6 separate regions of the Mus musculus genome follow, and all the other regions are linked to region 5. Evidence: chromatin loops called from intact Hi-C (ENCODE). Cell type or tissue: left cerebral cortex. All regions are shown on one strand. Region 1 overlaps Dpyd (dihydropyrimidine dehydrogenase). Region 2 overlaps Gm26871 (a long non-coding RNA gene). Region 3 overlaps Gm26871 (a long non-coding RNA gene). Region 4 overlaps Gm32344 (a long non-coding RNA gene). Region 5 has its middle 3.8 kb from the start of Mir137. Region 6 overlaps Dpyd (dihydropyrimidine dehydrogenase).

Region 1 (4,000 bases), 560 kb after region 5:
GCTATTTGACTTCCGTCCTCAAATATTAAATACTATGCATTTCTGATAATTTTTTTTTTCTTTCTGGGATTTGGGGGTTTTAGACAGGGTCTCATGAGGCATGAGGAGACACTGAATTATCTATGTATTTGCAGCTGTCCTTGAACTCCTGATTCTCTTGTCATGCTTCCCAAGTGCTGGATTATGAATGTGTGCCATCAAACTCAAATTGAAAAGGTGTGTGTGTTTGTACATATTTTCTTGTATGTGCACAAATGAACATACATATATATGCTCTATATGTGTATTCAAATAAACCATCACAAAAATTAAAGTTACAGTCTGATTTATAGAACATTAATATTTTAGATACATAATGTGTGTGTAAGATGCAGGAAGCTTGTCGTAATGATGCAAGGATGCCTCTAGAGTCATGTCTTACTGCCCCACTTACATACAGTTTATCTGCAGCATGCACAAAGATCACTTACGTTTCAAGACCCTAATCTTGCTCCTTTGCAGAGGGAGAATGCATTCTGTTTTGAAGAGTGATTTAAAGCATAAACATGAAACATTTACTGCTGGGTCTGGCATGAGCATTGTTTGAATATGAGCAACTGATTTTTCTATTTTTAGGATAAATTGACTCCTGCTTTTATGGAATACATTGTCAGTATGTTTGTGTTTGATAGAAGTAGAGACTTTACAGCAGATGCAAACCTTGATAGGAAAATGTCAATATCCTAGCACGCTAAAACAATCTTTGTCCCATTGAGTAGATGGCTTATAGAAAGTACAGTCACATAGATATCTAACACAACCATGGCCATACCTGCATCTCCACTTAAACACAGAGTTGGAAAGAGTTTTCATGTAGGTATTAGCCTTGAATTCATATGTAAATCCCTCCAGGTGACTTGAATTTTTATCTTATCATCACATACATTTATTCAATGAAGGGAGGACATAAGTCTGCCACAGCATTCATATAGGAGTCAGAAGAAATCATTTCTTTCCTTCCACTTTTTGAGTCCTAGGTATCAAACTCAAATGAACTTTGTCATCTCTCTGACCTAAGAATTTAAGAATCCTAATAGTTTGAGCCCCACTTCAAAATATTTTCATGCAATAATTGTTAAGGATAATTCATGTGGTCAACAGAAGTTTTGAAACTCTTTATATGTTTATAATTTTAAGAGCAGAAAATAAATTGGCTATACAAAGAAAATATCAACTGTTTATAGAAAAGAACAGAAGCCAACCGATGAGAAAAAAATGAAGGAAATGTACAAAGAAGAGGGAAAGATTCATCTTTTCGGTTTACTTGAGAGTTTCTACGTTTGCCCACCTGCTGCACAGCTTAATTCGTCTGCTATGACTCTGCACAGTGACTTGACAATGAAAGAGTTCATTTCAAGCCATAAGTCAAAAGTCAAGGAGTGGAGCTGCAGAGATGGCTCAGTGGTTCAGGGCACCTGGTGCTCTTGGGTAGTGGTCTTGATCCCAGAAAACACATCAAGCTGCTGGCAACTATAGGTAATTCTACTTCCAGGGGTCTAATGCCCTCTTCTGGCCTCAATTGGCATTGCATGCACATAGCGGAGATACCCACATGCAGGTAAAACACTTATATACTATATATGTATAGAATATGTTTATAGTATTGCTATAAATATATTATATATATGTATATATATGTATATACATATATATAATATATTTATATATTATATATAAAATTTTTACACACACACACACACACACACACACACACATATATATATATATATATATATATATATATATGTGTGTGTGTGTATACATGTATATATATATGTGTGTGCGTGTGTGTGTGTGTGTGTGTGTGTAAAAATTTTAAATGTCCAGAGTATAGAAAACACTATTTTTATCGAACGTGAGGTAGATAAATCTTTTTCACTACATGTGACTGAATTATAAAATGCATGTATTTACATAGTGAAACTTAATATCCTACTGCATTACTTACTGCCACTAGAGGGCTCTTTGGAGAGGCTTAGCAAGCAGGCAGGGCCACCAACATTTTGCCAATACAAGAGAAAGCTTTGTCTACACTGTCCATGCTTGGGAAGCTCTCAATCAAGTGCCAAATAAAATAATATAAATCTCATCATGTTAAACAAACGGTAAACATTTTCCTGTTAAGCTTCAGGGTGGGCATGCCTACATGGAATATGAATATTTTTAACATGTTTCATTTATAACAATAAAAATTTAAAAATAAGCCTCATGCAAAACAGTTAATAAACGTAGTGCTAAATCACACTACTGAAAACTAATGCAAAGAAAGAGGTGTACATCCAAGTTCAGCACTTCAATACATCGAATACATGAATACATTTTTAAACACCTTGTTATGACATCAGTCCTTCTATTGACAGGTGCTTAAATTAAGTTAAGCAGAAAGTACAGGTACATGAGCAAGCACATACAAAATTGACTAGGAAATAACTGTGCTTTGTTGGGGTACATGATCTAAAAGACAGTACTTGTACCTTCTTTTGCAAGATTCTGTCAAATTTCAAAGCCCTTCAGCTGACCATAAAATAACATACCACTCCTCAGTAAAAGACCCTGAAAAAATGTTACAGATAGATTCATAAATGTTTTACCTGCGCCTTAGAGAATGGTTCTATCTCTTGGAGCAAAAGGACGTGGTAGAGGAACAGTGGGGGTGGGGTGGGCGATTCAGATTGAAATTAAGATCTGTGACACTTGGGAGTCATATGAGTTGTAACAGGATTTGCCAAATTTTGTAGATGGAAATAAAATGAGAAATTTGAATTAGAACCTATATAAATTTAAGGACTCTTCTAATCTCTGTTTTCGAGTCAAGCTTTGGAAGTTGTACTTATTTTGACTAAAATCCTTGCTTGGTTCTCAAAATAAATTCTCAGGAAAAATAAAGTTTAAAAACTTGGGCATCCCTCTAAGTTTCAGTGTCTCAAATGTTTAGCAATGGCTTCTGAAAGAGTCATGTTTACCCTTCTGTCTACACTGCAGGTTCAGGGCTTGGTATTTGCTCCACTCCCCAACCCCAGTCTCATTTTTGACTCCCGCACCAGAGTCCTGTATGACTTTGGTCTTTTGTTTTCCTTTATTTTCATTTTCCTGTTGTGTGTTTTGAACAAGCAAAGAAGTTGAGAATGAATAATTGATTAAAACCTTTTATTTCTGAAATCTGTGTTCTCTATGTTAGCCAACTATATACATTCATAAATGTTTTGTGCATGTGCAGCTAAGTAAGGATCCTATAGGCATCTCATGGAATTCATTTGTCCATAGGTTTTTCTCTGTAAGATAAAAGTTTTGAAGTCAAGCATCTCTGCGATTATCCTGGTTCTGCATCTTGTTAATTTTCATCGATAATCCAGCTGAACTCCTGAATCAGAACAATCTGTGCTCAAGTGTAGCCAGCAGGCTCTCTAACTTGACCTTCACTAGATGATTTTCAGGCCATTATTGTTTCTTTTCAAAGATTGTTTTAACTATGCTGTCAAAGATTAACTAATTATTTAGCCTAACGACAAATCAGACAGCATAAGGAACTCAGAAATGAACCCATACAATGTAATACAGCAAATTTTCAAAAGAATAGGTAATAAGCAAAGGACAGTTTATTAAAAAACTAAGTTGTGAAACTCTATAAGCACATGCAGAATAGTGAAGTAATGAAATGGGGTTGTGGGGTTGGCTCGACCATTCTTGCAGAAGACCTTTCCCTTTTGGTTTCTTTCCTTGAACTAACTCGGGGTTCACAACCTTCCATAACTCTAGGTCCAGGGCATTTAACCCCTCTTCCATTTCCCCAGGCACCAGGCACACAAACCAGGTGCACAGATATGCAGGCAGGCAAAATGTCCATATACACAAAATAAAACAAACAAATCTTTAAAAGATTAAATATAGGACCAGAAACTTCCCAATTACTAGAAGACAACAGAGGGAGTAATTATACAACACTGGCTTTGTTAATCATTTT
Region 2 (4,000 bases), 87 kb after region 5:
GTCCTACCTGTAAGCATAATGAGTGTCAAGGATTGGTGCTTCCCTATGAGATGGATCTAAAGTTAGGTCTGCTGGATATTGGTTGACCATTCCTTCATTATCTACTCCATCTTTGTCCCTGCATTTCATTTAGACAGAAGACATTTGGGGTAGAAAGTTGTGTCTGTGGGTGGGTTGGTATCCTTATCCTTTCACTGGGGTTTCTGGCTGGCTATAGAAGGTGGTCTCTTCTGGTTTCATGTCCCCAGTCTTAGGCATCTTGGGTAAGAGCACCAGCATTGACTCCTGGGAGCCTCCCGCATCCTAGATCTCTGGGTCTTGTAGAGATCGCTCTCACACCCACCTCTGACAACTATAGATTTCCATTCATTGTCCTGTCGTCCTGGCCCTCTGTCCTGTCTCTCCCAACAGCTGATCCTGACCTCTCCCCATTCCCCTGCCCATCTCTTCTCCCATCCAGTTCCCTTCCTCTCTATTTTCATTATCTGCAAATGCAACTGGATCATTTCTGTCTTAGGCATCAATTTTCTGGCCATACCTTTGTATTTACTTCTCCTATAGTCTATGGCTTTAGGGACTTTTTTTTTAATTCATCAAGCATTTGTCCAATATTTGGCATGTAAGACTTTATCTCCATCTCCAGCTGTTGAAACTCTGCTATCCTTGCGGTGGTGAATCATTCCTAAAATGTGAACCTGTCTTATTTTAGTAACAGGGATTCTATTTAGTGCTCAATGCTGATGAACCAGAATGGAGGTCTGAGAGTTTGTGTGACAGGTAAGAGAAAAAAAAAAAAGGAAAAAAAAAAAGTGAGTGCATGGAGGCTGTGAGAAATGTGGAAGCAAACAGATTTGTTGGAAAACAAGCTTTAACATTTGAAGAGGAAGTACCACATCAAAAACAGGGTAAGATGTCACACTAAGTGGTTCTGTGTCTTGTCCTATTGCTGTTGTAAACTATCTCACCCAAAGCTTCTTTAGGCAATAAATGCCTTCTGACAGCTCACAGTCCAAGCCCAGCCCAGCATGATAGAGGAGTGAGGCAGCAGGAACCTGAAGGAGCTGAGTGTGTCACATTTACATTCAGAAGAGAACAATGAGTGTGTGTACACTAGTGCCAAGCTCACTTTCTCTAAGACCCCCTGCCTAGGACTGGGGCCACCCACGGACAGTGGGGATTTACATGTTAGTTAACTTAATCAAGGTAATCCCCCAAGGGTACACCCACAGGCTAATCTCCCAGGTGATTCACGATTTTTTAAATCAGGTTGATATGAACCATTACACTAAGCAAACTTGCAAATGCCCTGCAATAACGGTAGAAAGGAGAGGAAGGGAGTCAGGAGAAAGAGCGTGTAAATTGGTTTCTGAGACTTTATCATAATCTGATTAATTCTGAAATAATGTTCCTGCTATGGAATTGATTTTCAAGGTAGAATGGAGAGGCACCTCATCTCTGAAGACGTGATTCAAGTTGTTACACTTGCATAGTGGGAATGGTACAGGCTATGCAGGAGACATGATTATAGAGTGGCTTGGAAGATGATCTTTTTTAGACAATCCAGAGCCTGAACCCCTGCTCCCTCCTCTCTGCTGTGTATGTCATCTTGGCAGGAGTCTTGGAGCTCCTTCCTACGACTTAACAAGAACTGACTGTGTGCATCATCACCCTAACCTCACGCCCCATGGCAACCCAGCAGTGGACCACACAGAGCAGAGGTGATTTAGAGCATCGCGACTGACAATTCCAAATTAGGCAAATCAGAGCTTCATTTCTCCTGTGTTACTTCAGCATCCAACGGCTGGAGGTTGCCAACATTTCCTACCTTTTTCAGTCTTCCTCCTTTATTGGAAAAGAAACAGAATGACAGTTCTCTCTGCATAAAATTGTGCAGGCCTTTCAATAGATAGTATATTTCATGTTTCCTGTATGTCGCAAACATCAATCTCATAACTCTTATAATTTAATTCAGCGTGTTCTACAGAACTGTGAACACTTTTGCAATTCTAATGCACTAGAAAGCATTTCAATTAGTTCATCACAATTCCAGGGGAAGGGGATTCTGTAAAAATAATTTTACAGATGATTTTACAGGTGAGATGTTTTCCTCTAAGTATTATTAGAAAGTTCTAAAGGCAACCTGCAATTACTAAATTGTCTATTAAATTCATATATGTATATATGCATTCAATTAGAATACATTTATATTCTATGTGTATACATACATAGACACAAATTCCAGTTTAGTGTCTGATGTTGTAACAAAACACTGAAGAAAAGCAACTTGAAAGGAAATGGTTTATTTGTTTTTTACTCCCATGCTGTAGTTCATCATTGAAAGAATCCAGTACAGAAACTCAAGCAGGAACCTGGAAGCAAAACCGGAAGCAGAGACTGTGGAGAAATGCCCCAATGCCATGCTCCATGACACCCCAGCAGTGAACCACACACAGCCAAGATAATTTAGACTATCACAACTGACAGTTCTAAATTAGGCAAATCCAGGCTTTCTTCCTCCTGTGCTGGTCCATGGCTTGCTCAGCTTGCTTTCTCACAAGACCCAAGATCAACTTCTGTGGGTAGCACTGCCCACCATGACCTAAATGTACCCTCTTTTATCAGTCATCCATCGAAAAAATGTCCCTCTTCCACAGACATTCCTAAAAGAGTTCTGGTTGAAGAGATTTCTCACTCAAAGTTCTCTCTTCCCATATACCTGTAGTTTATAGAAAGTTGACTGAAATTAACCATTGAAACACATACATGCACGTGCACGCGCACATGTGCGTACGCGCACGCGCGCGCACACACACACACACACACACACACACACACACACCTACCTCTTGCTCTATTCTTGGTATGTCTTCAGAATTGGAGTAAATCCACGGCTTCAGTTCTCCTTACTTTTTAGTAAGTTAGTCTGAGATCTAGTGCCAGTTGTTCCCACTGCTGTCCAGGAAGTTCTAATAGAATAGTCTAAGCCAGAGGCCACTGTTTCTATTATGATGACAGGCAGTGTGTACAATGTGAAGCGTTCCAGGTAAGCTCTGCTGTAGATCAGGATTTTAAGTGAAGACCAAACCATCAGTCAATCACCCACTTCCCTGCCCAGCCCAAGCCTCTTTCCTCTAGGTTGTTTCCACGGAGATTATTCTTCCGATCCTTCTTTCCATTCCTGCTGGAGCAATGTAATTTTTACAACATGCAAAAATAACTTATGCATACACATTTTTGCACAATAGATTACAAATTGTGAAGGTAATTTTACTGTCAAACTATTTTTAGAACTTATTTATGGAATTGCAGAGTATTGAGACTACTGAAGTGAAATTGCTGTTTATTGCTTAACAAACTTCGTGTGGTTGTTTATAAAAAGTGAATAAAATTCCCCTGTCCCTCTTTCTGGGTGCACTTTTGCCATAAGCTACTCCAAACCCACCACTGCATCTCCCTAATTTCCCTTCAATTTGAGCTTTGCCAATTACCACACTTTGTCCAATATCACTTTAGCAAGAATGACAAAGGCAAGTATTTGTCAAAGTTGCCATATCTACTGCCCTGGTTTAAGAGAAGCTTGAATTACTTTCCAGGAAGCAAAAAGGACAGCACAGAAGAGACCTGTCATGTCAGTTAAGGGAACTAGACCAAATACTAGTCACATGATAGTGGCTAATATATACTAAGGTGACCTGTCCACTAATAGATAACTACACCTTACCCAAAGACGAATGAGAATTCATAATACAATTGTTTTCAAACAGGACTTGGCAATTTATAGCTCATGGAACAAATCTTCGACATCAGTTATTTAAATACTGCAGAATCTGGGGAACACAGACTCATTTTTTTTGTATGTCATGTAAACGATTTAACATTGCACAGAAGTGGTAAAGTTGAATAATCAAAGACTCTATTGCCTGAAGAACCTAAAAACACACCAGCTTTCCTCTTGTGGGGGAAACTTTTGTGAACTCTTGCTTTGAGTCTAAGAGGTAGG
Region 3 (4,000 bases), 70 kb after region 5:
CGAGCAGTCTCTGTATCCACTAACTTCTGTTTTAAAGGATAAGTACTGATTTGGATTGGCTTAAGTATGTCCTGTTTTAAGGTAAAAATTTGAACATACAGACCTATTTAGGTTTATTTCACATCTAAATTCTGCATTAAAAAATCTCTCACACTTTTTTATTAAAAATGTAGGGGTCTTGTTTGTTTTTTACTAATAACTACAGTCAAACTCAGCAGTAAATTACTGTTTGTAGGCAATTTCGTCATTTCAATGTAAGTATTGATTTTATCAGTTGAAATCATATAGTGTCTTCATGAAGATGGCAGTCCTTTTTAATAATTTAGAAGAAAAAGTTGCCCTCACTTATCTAACTTCAGATTTAATGTATGTTAGCAGTTACTGTATTCATATGTAAAAAATGCTGACTGGGACCAAAGTGTCATAAGCTAGACCCTAAAGAGCAGTTATGCAGGGTGTTCACAAAACAACTCTAAGGAACATTCACAAAATGAACTTTGCAGCTTAACGATAAAAGAATTTATTATGATTTCTTCAGCATCGTGGATTGTTTAAAAAATATTCTGTAGGGGAAATGTGTCTGTTCACGAACAAAAAGAGTCTAGAAATAAATGCATTCTGTGGGTTGAGTTGTGCCCTTCTAAAATTCATGTAGCAAAGCATAACCTCCAATGTGATGATATTTGGAGATGGGGTTCTTATGAGATCATTAGACATAGCTGTGGTTATGAGGGTGGTGCATCATGATGAGAGTCATTATCATTTTTTATTTACTTGATTTTTGTTAATCATTTAATTCGCTTACATTTCAAATGATATCCCCCTTCTCAGTTTCTTCTCCACAAATTCCCCATCCCATCCCCTCTCTCACAGAGATTCATTATCTTAAAATAGATACATCGCAGGACACACTCACTCTTCAGTCATGACCATACAAAGAAGTGCAAACATGAGTTGAAGAAAGCAGCCGTATGAGGAAGAGAAAAGGTCTCAGAATAACACACCTGCCTTGCTTGAACCTTAACCTTTGGCCCACAGCCCATAGAAATGACAGGACTAGAGACCTTTCTTTTCCTTTCTTTTCTTTTCTTTCACCTTTTTTTTAATTTGGACTGATAATGTGAAATATTGGGATGATGCTGTGACATTCACATCAAAGCAAAGAGGAAGGTTTGCAATTTGGTAGTGAATACCAGGCTAGATAGAGTATCAGGCTAGAAGAATTTTGAGATATACACTCAAGATGTTATATATGAGTTTAGGGAAGTCTCCTGTGGAATTGACATATTTTTAGGAGGAAAAGCAACCTTGTTCCTGAATATTAAAGAGTTTGGGGTATGGAGGGTGTTTTGTTATTGGGGGATCTTGGGAGGATGCAACTGGATATCTCACAGAACAAATCTGTAAGCAACATGTTACAAGAGCAGTGTGCTTCTTTCTAGCTGATTATTGTGAAGTGTGAGGGGATAGAGAAGAACTGAAGGGGGTAAGGAAAAGAAGACGGAATATGAAAATTCACTTAATTCTCAAGTTATTCGTGTGGCTAAAGAGAAAACAAAAATAGAGACAAAGAGTGGAAGAAGAAGAGGAGGAGGAAGAAAAAATATCAGAAAATAGAGAGAGAGAGAGAAAAGGAAAGAAATGAAAGAGAGGAGGGAAATGAAAGAAAAGAAAGGTAAATGGATAAATTTTTTGATGAAAGTAATGTTGTGTGGCTTTAATGTTGCATACAAATTTTGCTCTATGTGAAGAGATATTTTGACTCTTTAAACTCAAAAGGACTGAAGAGGACACAATGAATGAAGGATGCCAGACACTTTGGATTGACAGGCAAAGGTGCTGGGCTCCGCTGAGCCATGACTTTTTAGGGGAAAGGAAAGTGCTCCCAACAGTTGTTCTAAGATCTTAAGAGACTCCCTCTGTGTCACTGTCTGAATCATCTCCACCAGTTGTTGTTGGAACAAGACCTCCCCCACAGCGTGCAGCTGTGACACAGATGGCCAGACTACAGAGGTAACAGGATAGTGCTGTGTCTGCATGGGGGCGGGGCTTGCAGAGAATGCTTTCAAAGAACTGTGTCCCCATTCTGTTTCTTCCCATGAGATGCTATTCGGAGAATAGTCTTTGGGGATATTTTAGGTTTGGATAAGATCAGGAGGGAGGTGCTCTCATGTTTACAAGGAGAAATACAAGTGAATACTCCCTCCTCCTCCTCCTCCTCCTCCTCCTCCTCCTCCTCCTCCTCCTCCCTGTCCTCTTCCTTTTATTTATATATATACACACACCATTGCTTCATCTTCTTCCTAGAACCTCCTCCTTCTCTCCTTCTGGCTCCACAGTACAACAGTCATCTACAATCTAGGAATGTAGCTCTCACCAGAACCTTACCTTGCTAACACTCTCTGACTTTGAATATCTAACCTCCAGCATTTGGGAATTGTTAATTCTGTTGCTTAAGTCACCTAGAAGACTTTGTTTTAATAGTTTTCTGTAATGCATCTGCCTTTGTCTAGTCACACATAGGCCACAGGATTTTGCAGTTGGCAAACCTTAGGAGACAGATTGGTCAAGTGTTTGCTCATAGAAACACTGGCGATATTTTTATAGACTCAATCAAGAAAATTTAAAGACCAAGTGATTATTAAAAGTATATATACTTATTGAACCACTTTTATATATTACTATAAGTAAAAAATTAATTTTTACTAATAATTATGGGGTTAAATAAACTCATTGGATGGAAATAAAAATCTCAGTCAAGTATAATTTGAATGCTTTAATAAAAAATTAATGCTTGGGAGTTGTTTTTTTCTCATTTACAGACAGGCAGTGCATGCCTTATTTAAATATTAATTTTATCCTTAATTCTAGTATTTCGTTTCAAACACAAACTACAGTTTCATACCAACTGGTTAGAGGGTTTGCTTTCTCTTTAGATTGATATTTGACAATAATGATTATTTTGTGGGACACTCTGCGCACTCTACCTGATATTACATTAAAAGAAAGATGAATGTGGAATAATTAAACAAAAAAGGCTAAGTTACATTTGATCTCACAGAGCAGTGGTTAAAAAAATCAAGCAAGAGGCAAGTTGAAATGTATGGTCACTGAGGCTCTAAACCAAATAGGATCAACTTCAGCCTGAACGTAATGACTGTGGAGAACATTTCTAATGGGCTTTTCCAAAAAAGCAATATTCAAATTAAACAGGGAAACTTGTAAAAATGATCAATTAATTTCCTGAGTTATGCCTATTTTGATATCCTTCAACTACTAACACTTTATTTGTTCTTCAAAAATACAACACACAGCCTTCTATCTTATCATTTGCTACTTTATTTTGTTAGACATTTTTATTTTTCCTGTAGCCAATTAAATTGTTTGGGTGTGAAACACTGCCTCCTCCCTCCCTCCAACACAGGCTGATTATCCTAATACTCTTAGTACTAGATCAAATAGACTGAGTTTTGGCATTTCCTGCTTTGCCATACCATCCATAATCCATCTTTTGTTTTCATTAATACAATACAAAATACATGTCTAGCAATGCCCTTTGCATTGTTTAAATTTGCTGTTAATGTACTCTCTTGATTAGACTGGGAGATCACTGTAGGTAGAGATTCATCAAAGTCCTGCTTGCACATAAATGGCTACTTTAGCACTCTTTAATATGTGTGAATGAAAATCACTAGTTCGTCATATCTGCAACTGCATCATGTCTGCTTGAGTTGGTACAGGAGGCAGAAGGAGGGAAAAAATAGCAAGCTGCAAAATCTGAGGAAACTTGCTGTTGGGTTAACTTATTTCCAGGAAAAAATCCTGGAGATACCCCTGAACTTTGTGGGGTGAGGACATTCACCAGTTTATTAGTAGAGCTGAGCTATACTAGAATAATAAACTGAGAAAATTATCGAATTAGGATATTTATAGAGCATGTAGACACCAAGCAGATTTGGGTCAACAAATATGGATCAGGAAAACTGGGAGCCAAGAAATA
Region 4 (4,000 bases), 450 kb before region 5:
AAAAGTATATTCAACTTCTGGCCTCTTCATATGATAAGTGATCAGGTGGTTCTCCAGAACATATATCCCATCAAACCGAACTGCTGTTTAAATCTTGCCTTACCATTGACTTTCCAGGACTTTATAGTTTATTTTCTCAGCCGATTGAAACATTATAGAACATCACACCTTTGGTGATTTTTATTCATATAATTTTTTTGTAAATTATTGTAAATGTTCAATAAATGCTGATGGGTGGTTTAAGGTTCTGATGAAATGTCCAACCCAGCCCTTGACTCTCATTTGTCTATTCAAATATAACTTGATAATCTAATTTGTAGTCATTACGACTTTCAAATGTTCACTACATTGGCTTATATGATCCATCATTTAAAAACTCAGAATTTCTCTACATAAAAATGCTTAAACACGTAAGACATTTTTAATGTGGTAGATTTATACTATGGAGAATTAGTGATGTTTGCATGTAAACCATGCTCAGGTCCATGTAAATATACTATATAGAAACACCAACAACAATCTAATTTTGAATTCATATTCAATTAAAATTACATCAGGATGTAGACTGAAGTTTTTCTTAATCTATATATATTACTCAGTTTAAAAATTAAAGGTAAGATGCTAATATTTGAGAAGCAATAAATATTTTTTACATACTGAGTAGGTAATAATGATATTCTACAGAACAATGTTTAGATCTACCTGACCTTTCTTGATAATATGGATGTATATTTAGGCAAGAACCTTCACTATGCCAGCAACACATGAGGATGGTACAATTCAATAAAATCACCCATTAAAACATTAAACATTATGCTTTATCATCTTAAGTATTACATTCTAGGAGCACTTTAAACAACTTAAAATACAGGGTGAAAATCGTTGTGGAAATCAAAGGGAAATCAACTTAGTACTATCTTGTCTACCACATCAATATCATTTTTAAGCCTAAAAAGATGATGCCATCCATGATACTCAAAGTAGCACCAACATTTCATCGAGGGGAACTGGAATCCTTAGATACTTAGACATCCTTAGATACTTACTGGGAAAACAGAAAATGTGGAATTCTCTGTAGCTTTGTGCCTCTTTCCCTCTTTGTTTGAAGGAAACACACACACACACACACACACACACACACACACACACACACACACCACACCACACCACACACGTACGCACATGTGAATTCAAAACCTCACCTTTGAGGGATTTTAATATCGAAAACACTAGTATGGGTGCTTTCTAATTATCACTTAATGAATAATAAAAAAACCTCTTGTGCTGGGTCTTTAAAACAATCATTTATGCTTATATTGATGATATCCTTAAAAGCTCAGCTTATATTTTTTTCAGCAAATGCAGTAATTCCACATTTTAAATAAATGGTATAGAGAGACTCCAAAATTATAGAATACATTATGGTACTCATTTATTTATCTCCAGTATTTGATTCCTAAGAGAACAAGAAGAAAAGGAAAGTGGCTTCATAAAACAGAAAGTGAATACTCAAAACAAATGACATCTAAGCCTTCAGAGAACTACGATGGCCTTTTGGAGAACTCTGTTTCAAAAGAGCCATCTCTTCTGCACACGTGTAGCAAAAAGGCACTGGGGGAAGATGGCAATATCTGCGGAAATAAGACAACAAAACTCCTGTTCTCTTCCTTTGTTTTGTGGTTGATGAAGCTGTAATTCACTTAGATTTCAAAATTAGACTCCTGCCCACTAGTCTTTCAGCCCCCACCCCTCCCCTAGTTGCTATATATCCACTACCATCTACTTGTTACAGTCATTTCGTTATTTTCTTTTGTTCTCTGCTATCACAGGAGAGAAATTATCTTAAAATTATTATTTTTTTCTTTCTGCAGGCATAAAAGTTTTCAGTCCCTTAGATTTTTTTCCCAGAAGAAATAAAAGAAGAAAAAAATTGAATTGAAATGATGGGCTGGATTAGAAATAATTATTTGAATTGCTTTAATTTTGGGAAATTGAAGAGACAAAGCATATTTTTCATTTAAGAGTAGCTCATTTTAAATAAGACCCTTCAGGAATCATTTTACAACTTGCCTGACCAGTGTCCACTAGATGACACTGTTGTATAAGCACAGTAATAGGTGGCACTTTTTTTGACAATAACATATATATATATATATATATATATATATATATATATATATATATATATATATACAGTGTCTCTTTTCAGATGAAACTGGCTTAGCATTTTTAATTGGATATGGTTGATAACTATAACTTCACGTGATTTAGGGTGAAGTTACCCACAAAGGTTAACATGAAGGGGAAGAAAAGAAACATCCATTGCACAGCATTCGTCTCTTTACAGTAAAAAAAAAAAAAAAAAAAAAAAAAAACAAAAAAAAAAATTCTCTCCCAAACCTACATATTTCACAGTTAAAATAAACCTCATTGTGAGCCTTCCACGGTTCTGTGTTAGAACAGTGACCATGAGTCTATCAAGTGTCTGTTTTTCAAGTAGCATTTTGTGAGTAATCTGTTTTTCTTTTTCCTTCCCCAAAGCCTCCCTCTAATCTTTTTTTTCTTCCTTTCCTGTAACCTTCCTCTCTTCTCTTGTCTTTTCAATGCTTCCTTTTCTTTTTGCTTGAAGACTGAGAATCATTCAGGTGCAGGCCAAAGTAGGAGGCAGAACCAATTGTCTTAAGGCAAAAGCCTTTGTACCCTATTGTTGCCAAGCTAGAAAATGTTAGCATGGGCAAGCTCACAGCAAAGAAGACATGGTGCTTTTGCACCTGATGAGGGCAGAACCATGAGTCAAACTGAACACCTGGGGCTCATGCAAATTGTGTACCTAGAAACTCTTATAAAACCTACTTATTTGTATCTATCATGTGGGTTCCTCAGGAAGTAGAATTCCTTTACAAAACAGCAACAACAACACCCCAATACCCCTCTTATGTCAATGCTTAGCATCTCTGTCAAATTAAGCTTATTTGCTCTGATTTCATTGTAATGAGACAAGTGGCAGCCTGGTTGCTCCCTGTTATGTATTACGGACACTGATCTCATACTGCTTTTTTGACAAATCTCAAAGGAAGAGACAAACCCAAATGGAAATTACTCTAAGTGTGAGTGGGACTGAAGTATTTGATGGCATGTGGCATGTCTCAAAGGGAGAGTGCACATTGTCACCTTTTCTTATTTTTTTTCCTTCTCAAACCAGATAAGTCAAAGATAGATAAGGATGTATGAGCTGTCTTTGCCTTCACTGGGGAGCCTACTATGTGCTACAGTGTCTGCAGTGCTGTAAGATTCACTGTGGTACTACAATAGTTGAGCCTCATCTATGATGTGCTGTGTTCAAGGCACCTGTAGACCAGGTGCATCTCCCAGGTTATGCCATTACAACCACAGCCAGGTTTGTTGTTGTTTTGTTTTGTTTTTTGTTGTTGTTTGTTTTTTAAAGACCATGGATAATGGAGTCCTGTGTTAAAAATCTGTTTTCAGGAATGTGGACATCATACTTAAAATACACGAACCTTCTCTTAAGGGGCAAACTGGATGTTTGATGAGATGGTCTTTGTGCAGAACTGTTTTCCTTTCTGCTTCATTTCACTTCCTGCATGTGTGCTTTTTTTTTTTCTGTTGTAATTTCCCACCTCTGATTACATCCAAAGGGCACACATGCTGTGCGCCCTTAACTGAATATTATAATACCATAGACAAGGAGTGTTGTTTTTTTTTAATATATACACCAGCTTTTTCATTCTGTATATTGTATCATCCTATGGAGCCTTAGTGTCTCCAGTACATAGTATTGTATCAGGTGCTATAAAGATTGCATGATATTGCAATACTTATAACATCCTATAGTAAAATAGGTATGCAGGAAGTGCCACTTGTAGAATGTTTTCAAATTAAATATACAATAAATAAGTACGTAAATAAGTGGAAGCTTTTGAGTAAGTAGGTGTTAGGAAGGAATTCTCATCAATGATAACCTATAAAGTGGTGGCACTAA
Region 5 (4,000 bases):
ATTCTCCTCACAAGCCTGATGTAATCCTTGATGCTGCAGAAACTTGATGTATTTTGATGTCTTGTTTTGTCAATTCCAAATTTTTCTTCCTGCTCAGTAGGTGCTTCATGTGTAAGAGTTGACGTTAAGAAGGCGACACACAAGTGTGAAAGTTGAAATACTGTCTCATCTTATAATCAAGAGAAGGCAATATCATTGTTTCTAGCCTGTGAACAGATAAGAGAACCCAAAAGGGCTTGATTTGAATGCCCTCCACAGAGTCTACCAAGAGCATAACAAGGTGATGTAACAGATAGCCTAGCACTACAAATTCATTATTGGAAAATAATTACTTTACATTTAACGCTCTTTTAGTTGTACTAATTCCTCTGGGAAATGAATTTTTTAAAAAAAGGAAGGACAGACAGTGTTGAGTGCACCAATGTTCCCATCATGCCATAAATAAAGGAAATGGTTTGCTTACCCCAGCTCAGGTCTCATAAGAAAACCTAGAATCTCTATTTTCCTAAGTGTTCATTTTATGAATGCCTAGCTATTTCTAAATCAATACTTTAAATAAAAGCAAACCAAAGGTGAAATTTCGAGTCTACTTACATATTGGTCGAGCCTGAATAACTTGACTATCATAAATTTTCTGAAGACCTGGCCAAAATCTGCCTGCGGTTTCAACCTGACCTGCAGGGGGCAATAGCTTGACGCGAATGACAGCTAAGGCTGCTGAGCTATTAGACTTGAAATTCTGACTTTGACCCTGGAATGTTGTGTAGGTTGGAAAGAGTGCTTAATTAATGTATATTGAAACAAAAGATCAGGTAAATTGTTTGATTTGTCTTCAAGCTATATTTTTAGACTAATCTAATTCATTTTTTTCTTAAAGAGATTATCAGAGTTTTTCAGTAGACACATTCAGCTACCTCAAGAATTATCTTAAATACTAATTGTTTACTAAAGAATTGATGTAATTTTTTAAAAAGCAGAATAAAGTGAATATGATTATCTGTTTTCAAATGGATGTGAAAATCAGAGAAGTGTAGCCTATTTATAACAGGTAATAAAAGAATGCTACACGTATATAGAAGAAACTCTCTTATGATGTTCCTCTAAAAATATCTGAAAATTGCAAATAGGTGAGGGACAGTCACACACTGTTTGAAATATGTTCTCCCTCCATACATAAAACATTAATTTTGAATAATGGTATGCATTTAAATATCACAATTAACAGGGTGTGATATATTTTATTTCCCTATTTTTCTATTAAAAATAGAGTAGAATTTATTGATTATTGATAGTATACATCCTTTTCCTCTTCCTGACATCTCTACCCTTTCCCACATTGCCATATCACTCCTATCAAATGTTTAGTTTAGATCAGAGACACATCAAACAGTGTATGGGTGGGAGGAGGGACTATAAAACTTAATTTTTAAAAACTGTCCCCCATCAATTTTAAATGATACAAAATGTTTCTCAAAAAGGCATCCTGATCTGATTTCAATAAGTCATAGAGGGTACCTGGAAAAAATAACCCCTAGTCAAAGCTAGTGGTATTTACTAGATTGTTTTTATATACAGCATATGCTTTGCATGTATTTTGATCACAGTAAGAAAACGCATGATAGTTTTTTTTTTTTTTTAAGAACTGCTATATAAGTGCTCCTTTTCTTTTCTGTGACAGTTTGGTGCTGATTTTAAAAATTAAAAATTAAAAAAAAAGGCTTTAAAGGCATCATTTTTTTTCTCTCCAGTATGCTAAAGATGTTGTATATATCTTTTTTGCTTTTCTTTAAGGAAAGAATATGGGGGTTGCTTACACAGGGAATGAAAATTCTATTCTCCAACCCCCCCTCCCATTCTACTAAACCGTTTTAGTCGACATATGTTTGTTATCAGAGAGAGGTGCTGTGAACACACAGCCATTTTCTTAGCAGCTTTTTGACTGTATGTTACCATAGTCCCACAAGGCATTGGTCCTTTCCCATTGGGAAGTCATGAATAAGAGACTATGAAGCTCACACGTCAGATCTTCCTCAATTAATCCACCATTAGCATGTTCGGGGTCCACTACTGGATGGTTAACAGCGGCTTTTTGTAACTGTACGCCGACCATACCCAATTATGCTTTGCTAAAAATGAACTCTTTGCAGACCAAGCCTCTTGGGCTGTCAGTGTTTTCCGTTTTCCTATTTTAACGTTTGTGTATAGTGGCAGGCGACAGATGGTGTGGATCAGATCGATTTGATTGCATTAGATGATTTTCCCCCCTTCCCCACGCCTTTCTGGAAGCTCGCATCAGCTGAAGGCTCTCGCCTGGGACTCCTCCGAAGCATGAGCAAGCCGCCACCACGCGAAGGCACTGGGGCACAGCCAGCGAGAGGCGACAAGGTCCCTTCCCAGGGCTTGTTAACACTGTAACCGGGCGCTCAGAGAGCAGCGGCTCCCACTGCCCAAGCCTGCCTCGCCGCCCATCCGATGACTCCTGGCTTCTGCACACAGTTGGAGTTCAGCCGGCAACCTGGATTTAGAGGGTAAGCACTTCATTCTAGACGGATTTGTGACAGTTACTTTGCTATACCTGCGATACTGCAGACAAATCTCAGCAAACGCATAGGATGTAGGATGTGTGGGAGAGGGCGACTATGTTTACATCGGTAAATGGGTTTCTTTTTGTCTGAGACAGAGAGTGTTACTCGGTGACGATGTGTATAGTGTTTTGCCATTGATTGTAGGAGTCCACTACCACCCTCCTCCCGATTTTTTTCCCCTCTCCTTCGTGTTTTCCCTTTTCTACTTGAGAGGGAAGGAGAGATAGAAGAAGGGAGGAGGGAGTTAAGGAGGGAGGGGAGAAGAGAGGAGAGAGAGAGAGAGAGAGAGAGAGAGAGAGAGAGAGAGAGAGAGAGAGAGAATGAGAATATTTCTGCTTTAGCTTAATTGCCTTATTTCCTAAACCGATTTTTTTTTTTGTAGCTCGCTTTATGAATATTTGGTTTTTAATTACCAAGCGTTTAGCTAGGATGGGTGTTGGGGAGTGGGGGACAGGGTGGGGAAGTACAGAGGAACACTGCCATAGTGGCAGTGGCCTTGAGAGATCAAAAGGTGCTGAAAGCACCCCTTGCCCGAAAAACACACCTTCAGTTATTAGGGCGCGAGGGAATTGTAGATTCTAATAAACATGGCTTGCAGGAGTCGACGAACAAAGGTACTTAATGCGGACCTAAGCCTCCGCTGCTATTGCTCCGATAGCGGTACCTAAATATTCGAGAGGAAAGTGTAAGTTGATCAACAAACGCCCTGGTAGTATTGGGCTTTTTCCCTTTTCCGTTTTTTTGTGTGGAGGGTGGAGGGGGGTGGGGAGAGTGGATGGGTGGGGGAAATCCGACAGCTTAAGGAGGTTTGAATTGAATATGCACCCAGCGGCAGTGGTCTCGTAGGAAATGGTGTTCTCGTAAGTCAGGCTGCCCCGCTGAAGCACAAGAGCTGTGGTTAGAGCTCGGAGCGTCAGTTCTGGTGGGAGTGCTGCAGGCTGTCCGCTTGGGCTGAGCTGTCCACTGGTCCAGGTGCTGAAGTGTGGAGCATTTGGTATGTAGGGAAAGGGCTGACTCTGTTGCTTGGTTAGGAAGAAAACCTATCGCCTGTCTTGTTCCAGATTTTTTTTCTTAAAGCATGCTAGTCTGTGGGTCTCTCTGTGTGTTCTTGTGTGTGTGTGTATGTGTGTGTTCTTGTGTGTGTGTGTGTGTGTGTGTGTGTGTGTGTGCGTGTGTGTGATTTTTCTTGTAATCCTGATAAACTAAGGGAAAGAACTTGGAAAGCATTGAAAAGCTGTGTGGGCATTTATGCCATGATTCTACAGCATGAGGAGAACGTGTGTATGCGAGGTGTGTGTATGTGTATGTGTGCCTTGACCATGCTTCTGACTTGAAAACCATTCCATTTAGTAAATCAAATCCTATCTGTGCAATGTGTTTTGTTTTCCTTTCAGAGGCAGTTGAGATTTTAAATA
Region 6 (4,000 bases), 250 kb after region 5:
GTGATGTTTATCTGGCACTTTTTTTTTCATACTTTGGCCCGCTCCGTTTCGGTACACATTACCCAATTTTGAACTAGATCATTATCATACACACTTATCAATATGATTTTGAACTTACCTTTACAGATTTTTCTCTTTTAAATTTGCATTGGCTTTAACGAATCTGAGATTATTTTAGGAAACTAATTGCTATTCTGAAAAACCCTGGCAGTTTGGCTAGTTTTGTGTGACACTCTTTTTTTTTTTTTTTAACACCTATTTTGAAGAAAGTCTGATGAGAAGATTTCTCCTGCAGCTGCATCATAGGACTGGAGAGTTTGTGGCTGTTGAATTTCACTGTCGATTGTAATGAATCCTACCCAATTAAGCCGCGTGCCTATTTTTCATGAGCCCTTGATCAATACAATCGATTATATTTTTACATAACTGCATAGACGTAATTTCTTTGGTGGGTGTGGGAAATTAATTCACTGTTTTAATGTGTTGCAGACCTGTGAGAAGCTGGAGAGTAATTTTGATGACATCAAGCACACGACTCTTGGTGAGCGAGGAGCTCTCCGAGAAGCAGTGAGGTAAGTCTGGGTCACCATAGCAACAGTCACAGATGTGGTAAAGAAAAAGTCATTCTTCATTATTGGGGGAACAAATGAGTTCATCGCCAGCATTCAGCTCTGTTCTCTAAGGTATTAATTTGTCAGTGGAGAAACTTCCCTTGAGGCTGTACTTTTGGTTTTGAAGCTGCATAAATGTTAAGCCTCAGTGCACAGTAAAAAATGTAAATGTTTAATTTGTTACTTAAAATGCTTACGGGGTGTCTTGTTTTATATTTAGACTAAGTTGTGGGATTGAATGGAAATATTGTTCATCTAAATTCTGCCTGTGAGTTTAAAATAAACATTGTGTAAAGGTAGTCTAGCTGAGTACTATTTCCTAATTAATAATTAATTTGAAAAAGGTTTCTTTTTTCTTCATTTCATCTTCTGTTTTATTTCATTTAAAAAGTATTTTAAAGTGACTTACATTATCTCACAATTCCAAAACATAGAGCTACTTCCACTTGCATGCAAAGCCCTATGAATAACCTTATTTTATTCACTTAACATTTGTATTTTTATTTTCTCAACACTCACTCCAGCCTTGATATCATTTTTTAAATAACCTTTAATGAAGCATCCTTTAAATTCATTTGATCAAAATCAAAGAAAATGTGACCAGGCATTAACAATGTGTGAGCACTAAGCTTGTGATCCTTAGAACAAGGAAGTCACCAACAACAGTAGCACTAAAAGTTCCCAGCTTGAACCATACAGCAGCAGTCTTCTGCATTTATACAATGCAGTGGTATTTTCTTCTTGTTGTTGTTGTACTCATAAAACTAACGTTACTTTAAAAAAATATCTTAAAGTTCGTTATTTAAGATGGCTTTAAGATATAGAAAGTTAAAATACGGGAAACAGGAAATCTAACAGACTGGCTGCTTGCAGGTTTAAACACAATTTTGTTATTGCTTGCACACAGCTACCATATACTTTAGTTTAGAAGCCACTCTCATTTAGCAACATCCCTTTTACCATGCAAGCAGCAGGAGAAAGTAATTAAATTTAATAGAAGCTGCCCTCATTTTGAAGCCACTTCTATTTAAAACCACAGGGGGAGGTAATTAAATTTACAGGAAACAGTAGCTTCTACACAAAGATACATGGTACTTCTGTATAGATGATTATGATGTCACAAAAAGGGGAATAATATATTACTAGTGTGGAGGAGAAATTACCAGCTGGAGCAAGGAAACCTATTTTATTGTTAATGCCTTTACTAATAAAAAAGATGGAAAAATAAAACTGAGTGTGCAATCGAGAATTTGTGTCTGTATAAAATACACTGACAGTCTAAGAAAGTTTGTTATCCAAAATAATTTTAAATTAAAAATTAAAAACAAATTATACTGTAGAAAAGTCTAGGACAGGAATTATGAATGAATTCCTGTTTTTAAATATGTCCTGGATTCTGTACTGAAAACCACGGTGCCACTAAAAATTGAACATGCCATTTATGTAGAGTTTATAATTTTGAATACATGAAATGTGCATACTAATATCTATTTAGAAACCAATTATTTTGGCAATTTAATTTCTATTCATCTTGAAATAAACACGTTGAAAACAGGAAGACAAAGAGGATGCCAGCTCTCATGCTTTTGAATAAAAGAACTGAAGACCAAAACCACAGAGAGAACTGAAAAGGGCCATGTGAATGGATATGGATGTGAATGGGGAAACACAGTGAACACAAGGACTTGTGAGCATTGGAGGAGATCTGTCCTCCAGAAAAACCAAGTCGAGAATTGTAGGAGAGCTGTAGATAAAAAAGATCATTATTAAATTCTGCCAATTTAAAAAATCACTACTATTTATGCCATACAGGGAGATCTTGCTCGTAAAATCAGAATGAATGGATGGGGGTGGGAACACAGCATTAATTACGTAGTTGGGGTGACCTCTGACTACCCATGCAGTGAGTAGGGCAGCAGTCCAGATAATTCAATTCAGAATTTAATCACATGGTGGTGAAATGCACTTGTTTACTTAGGCTGACTATTTTATGTGTCCACCTACACATATGTATGCACACACATTCATGTCTGGACTCACCAGACGCAGTGAAATAATTTAGCAACCGGTAGCATTAGACTGTATAGCATCATGTCGGTGGGCACCTTCTGTTTTTAATACATCAGGGGCTCATTCTTTCACATGAAAATATCTAGACAGAGGAGACCATAGATGGAATTCAAGAAGAAAAAATAATGCATCAGTTCAGAAGAACTGATCACAGAAAACCAATACTAAACACAGGCAATTAATTGAAGAGGATCACAGAGGCTAAAAGACAGTGTTGGAAGTAGAGTAGTATAGAGGAAACAGTGTAGTATAGAGTGGACTGTCAAGGTTTGCTTGAAAAACAGCAAGGCTGTGTTGGAAGACAAGATGAATTTTTTTTTTAACTACAACCATATGTGTAGATAGACTTTTTTGATCAATAATAAGTTTCTTCTATGTCATGAATTCATAAGCAGAAATGGAGCAGTAAGAGTTTTACTGGGACAGTGATAGCACCAAGACCCCAGAACAGGTTTGGGGCAGCATTAGACATTCAGAAATAATTTAGGCAAACATCAGTTAGCAAAGGGACTGATATCGGCAGGCTCTGTGAAAATATTTTTGTTAGACTTTGATGCAGATCAACTTTATATAGAATCTAGTGTTCTGTAAAACAAAAAAGTTAAATATTTCAAGGAATTTTTTTTAGAACTTTTATGGTTTTAATGATAATTTGGGGTGTAAAACTATAATAAACTTACTGTTCTGTGGAGTTAGAGTACAGGGAGAAAGCACCTTGTAGGGATAGAGACCATTATTTGCCTTTTTAAAAAATATTACTTTCAGATCTGTAACACATCAGGTGATGATTACAGACCTGAAGGATACAGGTTGTGCCCTTGAGGAACTAGTCATTCAGTGGAAGTGAAGGGTGGGAAGGTCATATCTCCAGGCTGTATACTTGAGCTCTTCTCTGCTTCCACACACTTAACAGTAGCTCCTTTCTTTATCCTCTGTCAAAGGTTTGGCTTGGCAATGGAAGCATCCTTTTCCCCATCAGGTCATTTCTACACCAGGCCTTCAGTGACTTCAGGTGTCCACGGGGGTACCCTTGAATGTTTAACTAGGGATGGAGGTGGAAAGGGGCTATTCCAGACCTGGCTGGAATTGACAGACTGACCTGAGCTCCTGGGGCCTTTCTTCTGATTGGTATCTTCTACTAAGCATCTGCATCAGTGCACTTAGAGAGGAGTCAGCCTGTGCTCAACACTCTGTGTCCTCATCCAGCTTCCGTCCTGGCTAGTCTTTGATATGCATCTTGACTCTGTTCCTTTTCAGTTTATGAATTGTTTTAATACTGTCAGGGATTCTACATGTAATAATGCCCTTAGTCTGAATTC

What was found. Hi-C counts contacts between places; a loop is a spot of excess contacts. Peaks named below come from ENCODE experiments on the same cell type or tissue, not always from the same donor. Only the 100,000 strongest peaks of a DNase experiment are listed, where the experiment ranks them.
Region 1: it touches region 5 in a loop (4-fold over the local background); 2 of 42 quality-filtered maps call a loop at or near these places.
Region 2: it touches region 5 in a loop (4-fold over the local background); 4 of 42 quality-filtered maps call a loop at or near these places.
Region 3: a loop joins it to region 5, with 4 times the contacts of the local background. A loop is called at or near these places in 4 of 42 quality-filtered maps.
Region 4: it touches region 5 in a loop (4-fold over the local background); 9 of 42 quality-filtered maps call a loop at or near these places.
Region 6: it touches region 5 in a loop (3-fold over the local background); 4 of 42 quality-filtered maps call a loop at or near these places.

What each region holds. Positions count from the first base shown.
Region 1 is chr3:118,989,972-118,993,971 of GRCm38, forward strand. All of the region lies in intron 12 of Dpyd (dihydropyrimidine dehydrogenase), which reads left to right. Among named protein-coding and RNA genes, the nearest start is that of Dpyd, 430 kb to the left of the region's middle. In left cerebral cortex, a CTCF peak has its summit at 2,004 (motif pointing right); a DNase peak (open chromatin) is centred at 1,537.
Region 2 is chr3:118,515,018-118,519,017 of GRCm38, forward strand. It overlaps Gm26871 (a long non-coding RNA gene), which reads left to right. Exons shown (of 3, transcript XR_867578.3): 2 at 1-2,094; 3 at 2,328-4,000. Among named protein-coding and RNA genes, the nearest start is that of Gm26871, 19 kb to the left of the region's middle. In left cerebral cortex, no CTCF peak of the experiment used is centred here; no DNase peak of the experiment used is centred here.
Region 3 is chr3:118,498,451-118,502,450 of GRCm38, forward strand. Gm26871 (a long non-coding RNA gene) reads left to right here. Exons shown (of 3, transcript XR_867578.3): 1 at 1-4,000. Among named protein-coding and RNA genes, the nearest start is that of Gm26871, 2.1 kb to the left of the region's middle. In left cerebral cortex, no CTCF peak of the experiment used is centred here; a DNase peak (open chromatin) is centred at 2,004.
Region 4 is chr3:117,973,730-117,977,729 of GRCm38, forward strand. The region is part of intron 1 of Gm32344 (a long non-coding RNA gene); the gene reads left to right. Among named protein-coding and RNA genes, the nearest start is that of Gm32344, 11 kb to the left of the region's middle. In left cerebral cortex, a CTCF peak has its summit at 2,076 (motif pointing right); a DNase peak (open chromatin) is centred at 2,085.
Region 5 is chr3:118,428,033-118,432,032 of GRCm38, forward strand. No RefSeq gene overlaps it. Among named protein-coding and RNA genes, the nearest start is that of Mir137, 3.8 kb to the right of the region's middle. In left cerebral cortex, a CTCF peak has its summit at 676 (motif pointing right); DNase peaks (open chromatin) are centred at 673, 1,999, 2,355, 2,589 and 2 more places; H3K4me3 peaks cover 2,229 bases; H3K27ac peaks cover 2,358 bases.
Region 6 is chr3:118,674,000-118,677,999 of GRCm38, forward strand. It overlaps Dpyd (dihydropyrimidine dehydrogenase), which reads left to right. Exons shown (of 23, transcript NM_170778.3): 3 at 490-572. Among named protein-coding and RNA genes, the nearest start is that of Dpyd, 110 kb to the left of the region's middle. In left cerebral cortex, a CTCF peak has its summit at 1,650; a DNase peak (open chromatin) is centred at 589; H3K4me3 peaks cover 683 bases.